Linked DNA regions of Mus musculus: region 1 is linked to region 2. Evidence: chromatin loops called from intact Hi-C (ENCODE). Cell type or tissue: left cerebral cortex. All regions are shown on one strand.

What was found. A loop is a pair of places that touch in the nucleus more often than their neighbours do. Peaks named below come from ENCODE experiments on the same cell type or tissue, not always from the same donor. Only the 100,000 strongest peaks of a DNase experiment are listed, where the experiment ranks them.
Region 1: a loop joins it to region 2, with 2.2 times the contacts of the local background. A loop is called at or near these places in 5 of 42 quality-filtered maps.

The regions. Positions count from the first base shown.
Region 1 is chr1:13,369,448-13,377,447 of GRCm38, forward strand. It overlaps Ncoa2 (nuclear receptor coactivator 2), which reads right to left and starts at 4,636. Exons shown (of 23, transcript NM_008678.3): 1 at 4,491-4,636. It also overlaps the pseudogene Gm51852. In left cerebral cortex, CTCF peaks have their summits at 3,612, 5,118 and 7,531 (motif pointing right); DNase peaks (open chromatin) are centred at 1,212, 3,110, 3,663, 3,966 and 1 more place; H3K4me3 peaks cover 3,591 bases; H3K27ac peaks cover 2,477 bases.
Region 2 is chr1:13,528,362-13,536,361 of GRCm38, forward strand. No RefSeq gene overlaps it. Among named protein-coding and RNA genes, the nearest start is that of Tram1, 58 kb to the right of the region's middle. In left cerebral cortex, a CTCF peak has its summit at 3,358; a DNase peak (open chromatin) is centred at 3,376.

The sequences.
Region 1 (8,000 bases), 160 kb before region 2:
CTGCACTTTACAGCTTTGCCAGGTAGGATACTTTAAGAGGCTTCAGAGGGTGGTATGCCATGGCACCCCTTCTTGCTTCTCTAGTCTAAATCAAAAAGTAGGAAACAATCAAAACAAAAACAAAAGAAAGAAAGAAGCGCATAAACACTGAGTGCCTCCTTTCTTTCCACTTAGAAGACATGGAGGCAAAGGAGCGTGTGATAGAAAAGGGGAAAAAGAACTCAACATTGTGTTTTCCATTCCATGGCTTTTCTTCATTCAAAAATCAGTATCATGGGGCTGGAGAGATGGCTCAGTGGTTAAGAGCACTGACTGCTCTTCCAGAGGTCCTGAGTTCAATTCTCAGAAACTACTTGGTGGCTCACAGCCATCCATAATGAGATCTGATGTCCTCTTCTGGGGTGTCTGAAGACAGCTATAGTGTACTTACATATAATAAATAAATCTTAAAAAATAAACAAATTAAAAAGCTAATAGGGCTTAAACATTGGTTTTATCATATTAACAACTAAAAATAGTTAAACTTTTAAATATAATTTCAACCACAACACAACAATGACCAAGATATCAAAGACACCCATGCATACCAGAAAATTAGTCTTCTATTAAAAATGCTTTAAAGGGCCACTCTTCATGCTTTTTCTTTCTAACAATATACGGACTGCCTTTGTATTCAATACGACAAAAACAATTTTTCCTAGAGATCTAAGCTGTCAAAGTATGGGTCAAATAGCAACCTACTGTGGCCTGAAACAGCTAAGGCACTGAGTCCTTAACTTCTACATGTAAAATAGAAACGTAATCAGAGATCATGGATTCCATGGAGACTGGAAAGCTTTAATAAGACGCATCTATTGAGAGGTAAGGGGAGAACCATTAACCCTTTATGCAATCCTAGGACCCTCCATCTTTTATATGTATTTTCAGTAAGATGTCTCTCATGCTGAAAGTCATCTAAATTATATTTAATCGATGAGGGGTTAAAAATATTTTTAAAAATATTAAGTCCTCAAAAGCATTAAACTCACATGAATGATTGTTGAGCTGTCCTGAAACCTGGGCCTCAGCACCCTGACATCTAAAGTCAAAGAAATCCTCTCTTTTAAGAGGGAAATTCCCAGGAGGAAGAAGGTTCAGCTCCAGCAAGAGAGCACACAATGGAATCGCCGCCGCTGACAATGCACATCTTTTTCTAGATGCCTCCATATGCTTGCGAGGTTTTTCCCCTCACCAGGCATTAGGCGACTTGCTATTCTCTGCCACCAAGAATCTAAGAACGCTTTGAAGGATCCTTATGGAGAATGAAGTGAAATAATGGGTTGCTTTTAAGAATTCAGGAAAGAGAAAGGGCCTGCATCAGAGTGGCCTCCCAAATTAACCAGCAGTGGGAGTCTCTGAATGTTGCTGGGTTCTGAACATTAATTTACAATACTCCCTACTTCTGTCAGTTGAAATAAGTGCTTATCTTTCACTTGACTCATTTATCACCAAAATAACACTTCAAAAGCTACAGAAAAACGTAATTTACACCAGGTGGTGGTGGCACACAGCTTTAATCCCAGCACTTGGGAGGCAGAGGCAGGCGGATTTCTGAGTTCGAGGCCAGCCTGGTCTACAAAGTGAGTTCCAGGACAGCCAGGGCTATACACAGAAACCCTGTCTCGAAGGAAAAAAAAAAAAAGCAATTTACTTCTACAAGAACGTCTAAAATTACACAGGTTGGGAATCTACACTATAGATTTGAAAGTCACATATTACACACTACTCTTTCCTTACATTAGTCTCTCGCAAGTCCTTTCTTAATAATCCAATAGTAATAAAAGCTGGAGAACCCAGTGTGGTTCGTGCCCATTAGATATTTTTTTAAATCCCAAAATTAAATTCATGGGTGACAGATTCCAAAAATGAATGGATTTTAAGTTTAACATTTCTCATCCTTTGAACTCCCAAAGATTCCAATTGGGAAAAGGAATGTGTTGCTGCCCTCCGGTTGGACTAACCTCACCAACAAAGAACAGAGCATGTACACACACAAAAAGCACTGCAGCAGCAGCGGCGGTCTTTTTAACAGACCGCAATTCCCGCTGAGCAACCAGGGATCCTCAAGGGAACCGCCCCCGCCCCCCTTTCCTAAAACTCAGGAGTCAAGAAAGTCAGTTCACTGGACCCAAACAACCAAAGATAGCTCTTGACCTCTTACACATCAGAGAAGTAGCCACATACTGTACAATTCATCCGTGTTTAAGGAAACTAAAAATAAATAAATAAATAAATAAATAAATAGATAAAATGTTTTACGAATCTTTTGTAAGGGAGTAATATGGAAAGCTATACTGCTATACTTTATTCCTTTTGTTTTCTGCCAACAAATATTCTTTAGCTGCTTTTGCTAAGTACCCACGCTTGGTATCTTAGTGGCGCTTTGGTTCAAAACTTCATTTTGTTTACCCAAGAACAAGACAAAAAAATATGCACAGCATAACCAGTAACTTTGTTAAAATGTCACACCCAGACCAAGCACGAAACTTTCAAGGAGACTTGGGAAATTGGTGTTGGTCTGATTAAACAAGATCCCAGTGAGGCCAATTCCAAACAAGAATGCTTTAGCACTCCTAAAAATCACCTCACAAGAGGCCACCCCGCGCCTTTACTCTCAGGGTGCCCTTTCAATTCACCATCGTCCGGGTGCTGGACAGAAGCCCAGTGAAACTAACGCAGACCTTCAAAGATCTCACCTGGTGCTGAGATCCAGAACGCGGTCACTATCAACATATGCCATTTTAAAACCGGGCCTCGCAGTTACTGCCACATCCTGAAGTGGCTTTAGACTTTGTCATGTCTAAAACAACGCCTCTCGCAGCACCAGAGAAAAGCAATATCTTCGCGCACCTATGCAGGTCTCCCCGGGTCACAGATTCTGTGAGTGACACTATTCCACAAACCCAGGTGCGGGTGACCAAGGGACGCGCCAGAGTGGAGGGCTCGCGGCGTCTCCAAGGCTCCCCCGCCCCGCCTGCAACTCAGCCCTAACTGGACGGAAGAAACCCCGCCTCCTTCCTGCCTCTGGCTCCCACCATTGGCTTACCGGTACCCGGCAGGTCAGTTCCTGCCTTCCATTGGCTCACTGCCCCATCAGTCAGGCACAGCCAGATTCGGGTCGGTGGGAGGGGAAGGAGTCGGAGGAGGTGGAGTGGGAGTGGGATTAGAGGACGAGGTGGCGGAGGAGGGTGCTCGAGCTCAGGCTCGGGTTTGGGAAAGTTTCCCCTGCCAGTGACAGGCCCTCTAGGCTTGAGGCCCAACGTCACTCCCGGAGAGTAAGGGGCTCGGGTCCCCGATTCCCGCCCCTCAGTCCGCAGGCCCCGGAAGCCACTTGGGGGAGGGGAAAGGGAGGGACCATGGAAGCAGGGACCGAGCCACCCCCGAGCGCGGCCGCGGCGCCTCCAGGACTCCCCCAGGGGCGGGGTGCGGGCACTCCAGCCCGCGGCGCCGACCCTGGACGCCTCCCCGGGAGCCTCCAGGGGCCCGGAGAGGAGGGTCCCCGGCCCAGGGCGTGACCGGGGCGCGAGGGCCGCCAGGACCCCTCCCGCTTCCCGCGGGGGGCCCCCGAGGGCCTGTCCCTGCAGGGGCCGCAGAAGGGGTACGGAAGAGGGGGCGCTGGCGAGCCAACCCGGAACCTCCTGGCCCGCAGCCCGCCTCCCGCCCCCGGCCGCGGCCCCAGCGCGCCTCCGGCACACATGCCCGCACCCAGAAAGTTAAGTCAGGGGCGAGCCCGGCGCGGCGCCGCCACCGCCGCCGCCGCCCGACCCCGGCTCCCCGCCCCCACCGCGGCCCGGCCTGCGCGGCCCGAGCGCTACCGCCCCGAAGCCACCCAAGCCCGAGGCCCCCCAGACGCCCGAGCCCCCGCCGCCGCCCCTGCCGGCCGCGTCACCTTCACACACCCCCGGCACTTCCCAGGTCCTGCCTCCCCTCGGCCGGCTCCCACCCGTGCAGCAGTGGCCGCACGCCTCCCGGGAAGAAAGCACCGGCCGCGACTGCGCCCGCCGGCCCGGGCTTCCCCCGCCTGCCCGGGCTGCGCCGCGCAGCCTCGAGGGGGCCGGAGCAGGGGCCCGCGGCACAACCGCCGCTTCCCAGCCTGGTGCTCACCTCTCGGCCGGCGCCGCGGGCTGCAGCCTCCACCCGCCTCGCGCTCCAGGGCTCGTCTCCCGAGCTCTCTCGCCCGGCGCCCGAGCGCCTCCTTTCTCTCCCGGGGACTCGGCGTCTTCCCGCCCTCCCCCCTCCCCCCGGGAGCCGAGTCCCCGGCTCGGCCGCGCCTCGAGGATGGGCGTCGCGGGCTCCGCACGCCTGGGCAGCGGTGCCCGCACACAACAACAGCCTGCCCGGCCGGCCGGCGCGCGGCTCCGCCGGGCTGCGCGCACCAAGGGCAGCGGCCCGGGTGGGAATGCGGCGCCCCCCGCCCGCCGCCCGTGAGCCCCCAGGGGAGGCGCGCTTACCAATGTGGCCGTCACGCCGTCAGGTGCGGGCTGCCGTCGGCGCTGACCTCCGCCGCCGCCGCGGGAGCCCAGGCTGCGGCCGCCATGTTCCCGTGTTAATAACTGCTGCCTGGTTGTTTATTTCAATGGAGATCCTCCCCCAGCTCCCTCCTCCTCCTCCCCCTCCTCCTCCGCGGCTCTGCACTTGCGGAGAGAGACACAGACCGCGCGAGCTCGCGAGCAGGGGAGGGGGCTCGGGCACGGGGCTGGCCCGCCCTCCGCCTCCCCGCCGCCTCCGAGCGAACGCTGTCACCGCTCAGGGGACCGGGCGGAAACTTGCGTCCCGCGCCCCCGAGCGTGGGCCCGGGAACACCGGGGCTACCCCACCCGCGGGGTCCTCAGCATCTCCCTGGCTGGCGAGACTTCAGAGCTCGGGGAGTTGGACAAGATGGGTGGCTGTGGTCTAGGGACCGTGACCTATGGGTGACTGGAAGTGAAGGGAGAGTCAACAGAGGACTCCATGCGAGGGCAAAGGGCAATGCCCAAAAGAAAGCTAAAAAGGGGGACTGGCCCGGGCCTGGGGGTGGAGGCCAAGGGACTGCCGCGCCTCCGACGGCAGGGACGCTGCGGCGAGAAGGTCGCGGAAAACCTAGTCCCAGAGGTGCCTCCCGCGCGCGCTCAGGCAGGGCCCGGTAGCCGGCAGCCTGCACCCCTCGGGCGCACCTCTGCACCCAGACGCTGTTCCGGGGCGCACTCCTTGGCCACCATGTCCCCTCGGTTTTTTCGTGGATACGCCTCCCCAATTGCTGTCCCTGAGGTCTCTGGAGGGGATAGAGGGGCGTGACCGCGGGAGGCGAACTTACCGGGGTACCACCCCGGGATTGCCTGACAAAGCAAAGGCTGCTCAGTATTTAGAAAGACCGAGGGGAGTGTTCTCCGCACGCAGTGAGACAACAAAAGTTTTGTTTTGTTTTTTAATTGGGGAATCCATTATCAAATCCTCAATGGAGTATTGGGATTAAGGAGACGTGGAGGAGTTTTCACGTTTAAATGTTGTTTGGTTTTTAACTGGAAAAGCAACTTCTTTTCCATTTAGATATAATTAGTTGAAAGAAATGAGCAACATTTGTTTGCTTAACGGAAGTTATCAAAATATGACAGGAACACGTTTCCTTATTTTAACTCTTATGAAAGGTCACTTGCCATAGACAATAAGTGTTTATTGAACTGTAACGACTTGGCACTGCATTAAGTGATTCACACACACTCCAAATTTTAATCCTCAAACCTTACGAAGTAATTGCTATTTTTATACCTCATAAAACATTGAAACCTAAAGAAGTAATTTTTGTAGAGTTACACAGTAAGCAAGGTGGGCAAGATTTGAGCCCAGGTCCATTAATTGCAAAACATGCTTTTTGATCGTATTTTTTTTTTAGCTCCAGTTTATTATGACAAAGAAAAAGAAAAGTATATGCCTACTTGGCTATAGCTAGAAAATATTTAGAAAGCTGTAACAAATGTTAACATTGGTGAGTGGAATCGGAAGGAGGTCTGCAATAGGCTACTTCACGTTTTTCAGGGAAGTGTCTGCTGTTTGGAATGATTGGTTTTGACCACCTGTTAGTAAATTTTAAGGATTTTTTTTTTAATTAGCTAGAATAAATTATGTTCCCCGAAGACTCAAAAGCCTTCAGCAGCTTAGGGACAGAACAAGGAGATACAGAGTGTCCCTCTGATCTGTCCTCCTCCACTCTTAACCCATAATATTTTTGCAGGGAGGTTGGGTTCCTCGCAGGAATGTCCCCATTGCCACTTAGATTTCTTCTCCTGTCCTAAATTCTTAAGAGTTAAGAAAGACTCTTGTTGCTTTCTATTCCAACTCTTGAGGGGAGAGGCAGCTATCCAGAGTCCATCAGTGCTCAGTGGCAACAGAATTAACATGAAAAAACTACCTGTGCTGAACGTGCAGACAAACACATCCCTGCTTCCATGCTGTGTTACTCAGTGCACCTTCTTACTGAATGCTCAAGACACACGACTGTCTCTAAACAATAAAACAAACCAAACAGCTCTTACAGTAGCGTAAAGAACTCCATGCCCAGCTGCCTCACTCCAGCGGGACCTGGAAGAATCATGTCACTTTGGAGTACTGAAATAGTGTCAAGACGTCACACCCATGTTATAACTGTGGTATTTATTTATTTTGCTTTTATATGTTTAACTTTGTATTCTTAGAACCAGCCGTATTATCAATACATCATCTTTGAGCTGCCTTGAGTAACAATCTCTCCTGTATGTATCAAGACTCATACTGAACAATGATTTCCGGGTTGCAGAAAACTATTTTTGTATTTGCCTATTAAGTCCTGTGCCAGTTCAACAACACGTAAGTATTACTGTGTTCTGTTTGTACAGAGCGTGTGGCCTTGTTTGTGCATTTGCCCTTCTCATTCTCCAGACTAAGCTCCTAGGGCCCAAGACCCTCCCACCTCAGCCAATGTAATACCCTCTAGTGACCCTTGAAATCACATAGAGTACCAAGTTCCTAACATGTTTTTTCTTTACCTGGATACCAATGATAAAGTTTATATATTAAGCAGAGTGAGAGGTTGTAACTAATACTACAAAACAATGAAAGCTATACTATAATCAGTGTTACACAAATATCTGTAGGCTTTCCCACGCACATCTCTCTGTACTTGAATTGTTTTGCTTGAAGGGAACACTTTATAGATTTTCTTGGTAGCCAAAAAGCACAGATAGTAAGCAGAGACTACACAAAGGGGTGGATTTGGTACAAAGTGGGACTGAAGAAGACATTGTAAAATTACATGACATAGTGGCAAGCAATGTAAAAGTTGTGAGTTATCTATGAAATTTTTCACTTACTATTCTCAAATTGTAGTTGAGCATGGACCAGTGAAGCTACAGAAAGAAAAGGGACAACTGTATCTGGCGAGGCCTCGTGGCCTTTCATACCTCTTTTGCCAGGGTCCAAATCATCAAACATTGCTTTTATTTACATAAGTACACTGCAGCTGTCTCAGACACCAGAAGAGGGCATCAGATCTCATTACGGATGGTTGTGAGCCACCATGTGGCTGCTGGGAATTGAACTTAGGACCTCTGTAAGAGCAGTCAGTGCTCTTAACCATTGAGCCATCTCTTCAGCTCCCCTTTTATTAAAAATTTTATTTATTTTATTTACATGAGTACACTATAAAACATTCTTATAAAAAAGGCTTTCCCTGTTTTGAAGTATCAATTCCTGAGACCTCAGAATCAACTTGATATGATGGCTCATATTTCTAATTGCAGCACTGGGGAGGTAGAGGCACGGGATGAGTTCAAAGCCATCCTTGGCTACATAGCAAGTTCACCACCCAGCACACATATGGCAGCTCCTAACTGCCTATAACTCCAATTCAAAGGGTTCCAACCCTCATACAGACATACATGCAGGCAAAGCACCAATGCAGGTAAAATTAAGTATTTTTAAAACTGAGTAGTAGGGGGCTGGTGAGATGG
Region 2 (8,000 bases):
TCTGAGCTGCCCAGAGCTCTGTGTGACAGAGGGATGGTATGGCTTCAGGCTCCACAGGTCAATAGAAACAGAATGAAGAGACTTTAGCACAAAAGAGAATAGTCATTCTGCAGCCTGCAAGCTGGGGTCCCTTAACATTAGGACCTGGGATCCCTTGACATAAAGGGGATTTAGAAAGCCTGGGTGTTGGCCTTGAACTTTGACAGGCTCTGTAAGTATGACTGTTTTCTTCTCTGTTGCAAAGGATAACAAAAGAATGGGCTTATTAAAGAAAAAAACCAAGTAAATATATCATTTCTCAACCCCATGGTTGCCCCATGTGAGCCAGAGTGAGAGATTTACCTGGGGATGTTCACAAAGAACTGCAATTCCTTGAGGTGTGGATCCCTGGATGCTTCCTAAACTTAAAGGGACAGAAGCACTTGATCTCTCCTTCTCTGTGGCCTCTGTGATACCCGTTGTGGGACACTCTCGGATGCCAAGCTGACCTTTCTCATAATCCTCTGCATCCTCCTGGCAGCTGCAGACCTTTCCTTCCCATCCAGGAAATGTAGTCAAAGATAAGTAAGGGCCACATGGTCATGTGTACAATTTCAGCTCCTCTTTTTAGCCAGACCAATGATGGGAGTAGACAGGTAAATATTTATGTCATTCTTTTGCTATCTGTAACATAACTTGTGATATGATTATTTATATTTATTTAACAATTTTTAAGTGATTGATGTAGGCAGTCAGGTTTGGGAATGTCTATGGCTGAATTGATATACATTTATTTATTTATTTAGGATTTTTTTTTTCAAGCCCTGACTGTTCTGGAACTTGCTATGTGGACCAGGCTGGTCTCCAACTCACAGAGATCTACTTGCCTCTGCCTCTCTGGGAATAAAGGCGCTGCCTAGAAAAACTGACATACATGTAGAATTCTCTGTAATGAATGCTATTATATGTAAGCCAGGCAGAGTGGTACATGTCTTTAACTCAAGCACTAGAGACCAGTAGATCTGTGAGTTCAAGGTCAGCCCGGGCCCTATAATAAAAAGACTCTGACTCAATAAACCAGATGTAAATGTAACAAGCAATGAGAGCCTGAAGAGGACTGTCAGCTGCCCTGGGGAAGGAAGGATGAACAGAACTGTCAGTCAGTCGAGGGATCACGTGAGGCGCAAGGACAGGAAGCTGTCCGGGGGACAGCTGGCAGCCTGTGGAGAGGGCACTAGGCAGAGTGGGAGAGGGTAACGGTAGGAGGCCAGAACTCTAGCCCCGCCCCATGCTAATAAACTCAAATTTCATCTCAGGAGCAGAGAATGTGTGGAACTATTTTATGCAGGGGAAGGATGCTCTATATTTCAGGAAAAATATCACTCTGGTTGCAGTGTGGAACTTTAATTTATTTATCTATTTTGATTTATTTGTAGGGTTGTTTTATTTTAGGGAAAACTCTCACCTAGACCACACTGGCCTTGACGTCCTGTTCCCACCTCCCAGTGCTGGATTACAGGCCCTAGGTGTATGCCGGGAAACCTGGGCCTTAGAGAGAAATCTAACTTGAACGTAAACCTACAGTCTATAGTGCTAGTCTGAAGATATTTCATCAGGGCAGGGGAGGGACTATGTGAGACCAGGAGGACCAGAGCCGGGATCTCCACACGGAGGTCCCTGAGTGTGGAGTTCCACTATAATCCTGGGAGACAGAAATCAGGGATCCCTGGGGCAAGCCTGCTAACCAGACGGACCAAAGTGGATCCAGGATCCACTCAGGATCTCCAGGATCGATAAAAGACTCCGCCTCAGTAATCGGGACAATGGTTGAAGAAGACACCAAAGGTCAACTTCTGGCCTCTGTCTGCATGCACAGCCAGGCGTCTGTGTACCTACACATGTAAACAAGCAAACTTACACCCACATAACACCTACATCACACCATAAACACACAACGCAAACATGTGTATTCACACTCACAGCATATGCAGCCATGCAAACAGGCACACGCACACTCACACACATACTCACACACACACTCACACATACACTCACACTCTCACACATATACACACTCACTCACACTCACACACACACCCCACATATACACACATGAAGAAAGTTTTCTTTCAAGGAGTCAGTTCAGTCGAAGTCCTTATCAGTTAAGCAGAGGTAACTGTATCCATCGGGCAAAGTAGCAATGCAGATAAAGTTCGTTATGGCCCATAGAGAACCCTGTAGAGAGTCGGGGTCCCAGCAAACACTGAACCCCTTTTGCACAAATCTATCATAGTTAGCAAAGGACAAACGCCCTTGACGCGGTGCAGAATCAAATGTTCTTTTTGTTTGTTTGAGAGATATCATTAAATGAGTTTCTACAAGCTGTAGAGACCAAATTGGGTTTTCCTGTAGTCCTTTAATCATCTTTGTGGTTCTTTGCAGAACTCTTCTCCAGTTTCTCAGAATTCCCTGTCAATTGTGGAGACCACAGCTAGATTAGTCACCGTAGAGAACCCATTATAATTAAATCAACACTGCGTAGCCACTTGGGCGGCTGGCTCAGGCGTGTACACCGGGCAGCCAGTCCCATCGACAAATAGGTTGTGTTCCAGGAGTTCATTAGTACATTGGTTGTTTGGAACACAGAAAATCTTTCCCCATAGAAACAGAGTTATAGGTGGTGGCTTGTTTCCCAGGCCTGCGCACAAAATCTATTTAATACACATGGAGCTGAATCAGGGCCTGGCAAAGAGTGTTCCTCAAATCTTTGACCCGCTTAAACCCCATGGGACACCCAATTCAAAAGGAGCGCCAAGCTCTGGCACCCAAATGTGAGCCCTCTAAGGGAGGCAGAGGAACCCTGTCAACAGCTTCAGACTGCCAATCATTTGCTGCGTGATTTGAAGAACACTTCTTGAAGCTGGGTTGAGTGGTTCACTCCTGTAATCCCTCGATTTTAGGAGTCTGGGACTAGAGGATTACCACAAGTTCAAAGCCTCCCTAGGCTACATGTAGGCCAGAGTGAGTTCCAGCCTCGGTTGGGTTACAAAATGGGATTCTGTCCTAAATTACTAACAAATATTTCTTTGAAATGGACCTTTTTCTGCCATTGTTTTTGGTATTATTTAACCAAGCAATCAAGGCCTTCCTTATGATAAAACAACCAATTATGCTGATTCATTATTCTTAATCTTCACGCTCTTCTTGTAGATGTTTTGTTTTTGTTTGTTTTGTTTTATCTTGGTTTGCAACTGTTTTCCCGTGACTGTGTGCCCCTATCTGGCAGGAGGAAACCCTTGGGGCCTTAGGGCCCCTCAAGGCCGATCTCCTTTCACTGAACAACACTGCCCCCCAGCGGAACACGCTAGCGTGCACACAGCCCCAGCGTCGCCCAGCCCACCGAGCGCATTCTCTGGGGCTAGAAACAAGTTCTGCATTCACGGGCCCAACAAAGAATCTTTGAGTACTTCCAACGACTTGGACCTTGGGAATGAGGAATCAAATTAGACTCGGTGTTCTTGCAGAGTGGCTGGGAAAGGCGAAAAGCAAATCGACACTGAAACCAGCAAGACATGAATATGATCAGATGATTTAAAAAAAAAAAAAAAAAGAAAGAAAGAAAAGAAAAAGATTACATGCAAACAAAGAACAGAGATGGATTAGTCAGCCCAGCCCAGAGGGCTGAGGTTCCTGAAGGAGGTGAGATGCGTTCTGAAACATGAGTTGGAGTCTGGGGTAGAACTGCCAACAGCAAAGGGCCAAAGGGCATTCTATGTAGAGGGAACAGAGATGCAGGAACGTGAAATGCCAAAAATATGTGGAATGTTTCTTCGAGTCATCTGCTTTTTTGGTAGGTCAGCACCACTGCCAGCCAGACGCTGACAAATTAAAATGTTATTTCAGTATAGCTTTAATTTGCTTTTCTCTACAGGGACATTTTTAGATAATGCAGTTTTGGAATATGCATTTGTGTTTTTCCCCCTTGGGCTGCTCAAATTTATCGTTGATTCACTATTGGGTGTGGGTCCTTTGAAGATTGCTAAGTTTCTCCTCTTTCTCTTTCGCTTGCTCTGCTGGGGAAGCCAGAAGAGTCTCACAGCTGCTAAACACTGCAATTTACACAACCTGCCTTACAGCCATAGCTCTGTGTGTGTGTGTTATGTGTATGTGGTGTGTGTATGTGTGTGTGTGTGTGTGTGTGTCTCCCAGGATCTAGCACTGGAGCTTGCTGTGAGGCTCTCTGCTCTGCTTCTCAGGCTCTGGGATTAATGGAACCATCTCACCAGCTTTTTTTTTTCTGTCTGGACCGGAGCTGAGGCCCTTTTGCTTGTGACGTAGCAAACACTATTGACTGAACTAGGCCTCAGGTGTTTTGTTTTTGAAAGCAGCATCTAGACTCTTTCCCCAAACTATTATGATTACTAATGAAAAGTTAGACCCTCATTTAGTTTAAATCTTTGGCGTGTCAGGCACCTGGCAGCATGCTATGACTGCACCTCAGCTTGCTAGGAGGTCTATTGAAGGCCCTCTGGATGAAGCTCACAGAACCTGGCTCTTCCAGCTGAAAGAGGCTGCTGCATGCTTCTCCAACCCACAGAAATGAGATCCGTGCAGCAAAGGGTGCCCTTATCTCTCTGAATGAGGTTCTAGAGGAGGCCAAACACCACACTGAGCTAGAGGGTCCTGTGGCCCCACTGTAATCACAATAAAGCCACCACAGGGTGGAGAGGAGGGCAAGCGGGGGGCGCCACAAACCGAAAGGGAGCAAAAGCACACATGGAAACAAACAAGTTTATCGGGGGAGAAACCCAACCAGCCCAAACTATCCACTAGCGGCCTCCGCGCCTCCTGGTCAGGCCCTGCTTCTGTGTCAGGCTCTGCCTCCTAATTCCCTGGAGTTCACTGATAGATGGTGTCACTCCTTCTCTCCTGTCCTCCCGGTGCCAAACACCCGCAGACTTCCTTTATTCTGTCTACACTTTTCCACCCTAAGCTAGCCCTGACTCCTTTTATCCAACCCATTGGTGCCAGAAGCCCCATCCCCTAACCCCTTAATGTTCTCCTCAGATTCTTGCTCTGAAGTATGCTGCCCCCAGCTGCCCCTTCCCTCCCCACTCCTCAGTGCGGTGCCCTAGAACCTGCCCAGCCCCCTTCCTCCACGTTGGTAATTGACCCAGCCCCGTTGTCATTCCCAAACAATCCAGCATTCATCCCAAGGCAGACCTTTCTCCTGCACCACTGTGGGTTGCACCTTGAAGTGATGCTTACGGAGGTCTGAAGGCTGACCCCTGATATCTCCAACATATTAGCATCTAGCTCACTGCCCATCTCTCTGATACCACTACCTTTAGCCCTCGTGGGTGGGTGGGTTGTTTGTTTGTTTGAGACTGGATCTTTCTGTTTTACCTCTGGCTGGCCTAGAACTAGCTCTGTCGACCAGGCTCATGGAACCTCTATCTTCCAAATGCCTAGATTAAAGGTGCTGCTATCATGTCTGGCTATCCCTGCTGCCTTAGATGCACAGTGATGGTCTTTTCCATTTTCAAGGCCCTTAAAAGAGCCTTGAATGCCCCTTGACTGCCAGAAAGCACTTCTCCGTTTCCTCAGCCATGCGCCCCAGTGGTCGTTCTCCAGACTTCCCAGGCTCAGGGCTAGGTACCGACTCTTTGAGCTACACCTCTGGGCTTCAGACACACATCCACTTATGCTGTCCATTTGGGACACTTTTTACTAATTTTATACATATTTTCAAAGAACCAATTTGGGGTTTTAAACACTATTTTTTAACTTTATGTTTCTGTGTATTTATTTGAAAATCTTTGTCTTTAATTATAGTTTCTTACCCAGTTACACTTAATTAATTACTATTACTAGAAGGCTAAACACACCTCCACATTGCATAAAGCCAATTGTCTTTCCCGGCCTGTTCTCCCTTGTAGTTCTTGCCTGTCCTTTTATTATTCAATTCCCTTGATTAGAAACTGCCCACCTTCTAATTACTCTTTATGTGAGTGCTTGTGTGGGGTGGCGTAGGTACCTAGATAACTGCTCCAATGAGAAGAGCTTTTTTTTTTTTTAATTTAACTTTTTAAAGTCTAATGTAAGTATAAATTGGTACTTGAATCTCTTTTCAGGCAATCCTGAGACCTTAGAATACTTAATTTCCATTTACTTTCTTGTTTGTTTGTTTGTTTTTTCCTGTGCTCCGGTTTATTGTCAACAGTACTCCTTTAGATTTACCCAGAGGGCACCAGTCCATGGCTTCTGTGGACCCTGCATTTCTAGCTCCCTGCCTTTTGTCTATCCAGAAGAAAATCTGTCCAAGGTTTTCACTAGTTTGCACTTCGAGTGATAAAACTACTTCTGCTTTTTAACTAGTTCATTTGTATTCCCTACTTGGTTTTAGTTAGAATGGGATCTTACCGCAGCCTAGGCCAGCCTTGAACGTGCAACCTTCCTGCTCCCCCCACCCTATGAGCATGCAGCACGGGGGGGGCTCACCTTTCCCCTCTAAGTGCATTTTACTCTTTATGGAATGTTTTGTTCATTATTTTTTCAGTACCTTAAAGATCCCATTGCTTTCTGACTTCTATAGCTACCAAAAAAAAAAAAAAAAAAAAAAACCAAACCAACTAACCAAACAACAACAACAAAACCAGAACTCTGGGAACTCAGCGGGATGCGGGATTAGGCACCTGTCCGCACGCCTGATGACCTGAGTTCAGTCGGTGGGACCCACCCAGTAGTAGAAGAGAACAGGCTTCCTGCTAGTTGTCCTTTGACCTCCTGTCACGTGACACTATTCCTGAGGCGATTTGCGCAAACACCTACTTGTCCCAGATAACAATCCATGACTGATCAATCAAAATGCACCTTGGAGTGTGGCTGAGAGGGACTTACAGGAACAGGAGTGACTCAATAGCGGATGCTTTGCACGTCAGCCCTGACAGAGATGGGAGCTCACAAAGGCACGTGAGACTGATTGTGCAGGCTCCGGGCGTTCAAGTCAGAGAGGCTGGACCGGCCTCTTCTGGGCTGCTCAGCTGGTCCGAGACTCTCTCAGACCAGGACTCTCAGAAATCCTTCCTGCTAATGAGCGAGGCCCTAGTGCATCTGGTCAAATTCAGAGTATCTTGGACTCGCTATGCAGAATTTTTAAGATAGGGTTATTTGGTTCTCTGGAGTCCAACTTCTTGAGTTCTTTATATATATTGGATATTGGCCCTTTATCGCATGTGAGATTCGTATAGATGTTTTCCCAATCTGTTGGTGGCCTTCTTGTCTTATTGACAGTGTCCTTGGCCTTACAGAAGCTTTACAATTTCATGAGGTCCCATTTGTCAATTCTTGATCTTACAGCATAGGCCGTTGGTGTTCTGTTCAGGAATGTTTTCCTTGTGCCCATGTGTTCGAGGCTCTTCCCCACTTTATCCTCTATAAGTTTCAGTGTCTCTGGTTTTATGTAGAGGTCCTTGAACCACTTGGATTTGAGCTTTGTACAAGGAGATAAGAATGGGTTGATTTGCAGTTTTTCTACATGCTGACCACCAGTTGAGCCAGCACCATTTGTTAAAAATGCTGTCTTTTTTTCCATTGGATGGTTTTAGTTCCTTTGTCAAAGATCAAGGGACCATAGGTGTGTGGGTTCATTTCTGGATCTTCAATTCAATTCCACTGATTTCCTGCCTGTCTCTGTACCAATATCATGCAGGGTTTTTTTTTTTTTGCTGTTTGTTTGTTTGTTTGTTTGTTTTGTTTTGTTTTGTTTTATCACTATTGCTCTGTAATACAGCTTGAGGTCAGGGATGGTGATTCCTCCAGAAGTTCTTTTATAGTTGAGAATAATTTTTGCTATCCTGGGTTTTTTGTTATTCCAAATGAATGTATGAATTGCTCTTTCTAACTCTATGAAGAATTGATTTGGAATATTGATGGGGATTGCATTGAATTTGTAGATTGCTTTTGGAAAGATAGCCATTTTTACTATCTTAATCCTGCCAATCCATGAGCATGGGAGATCT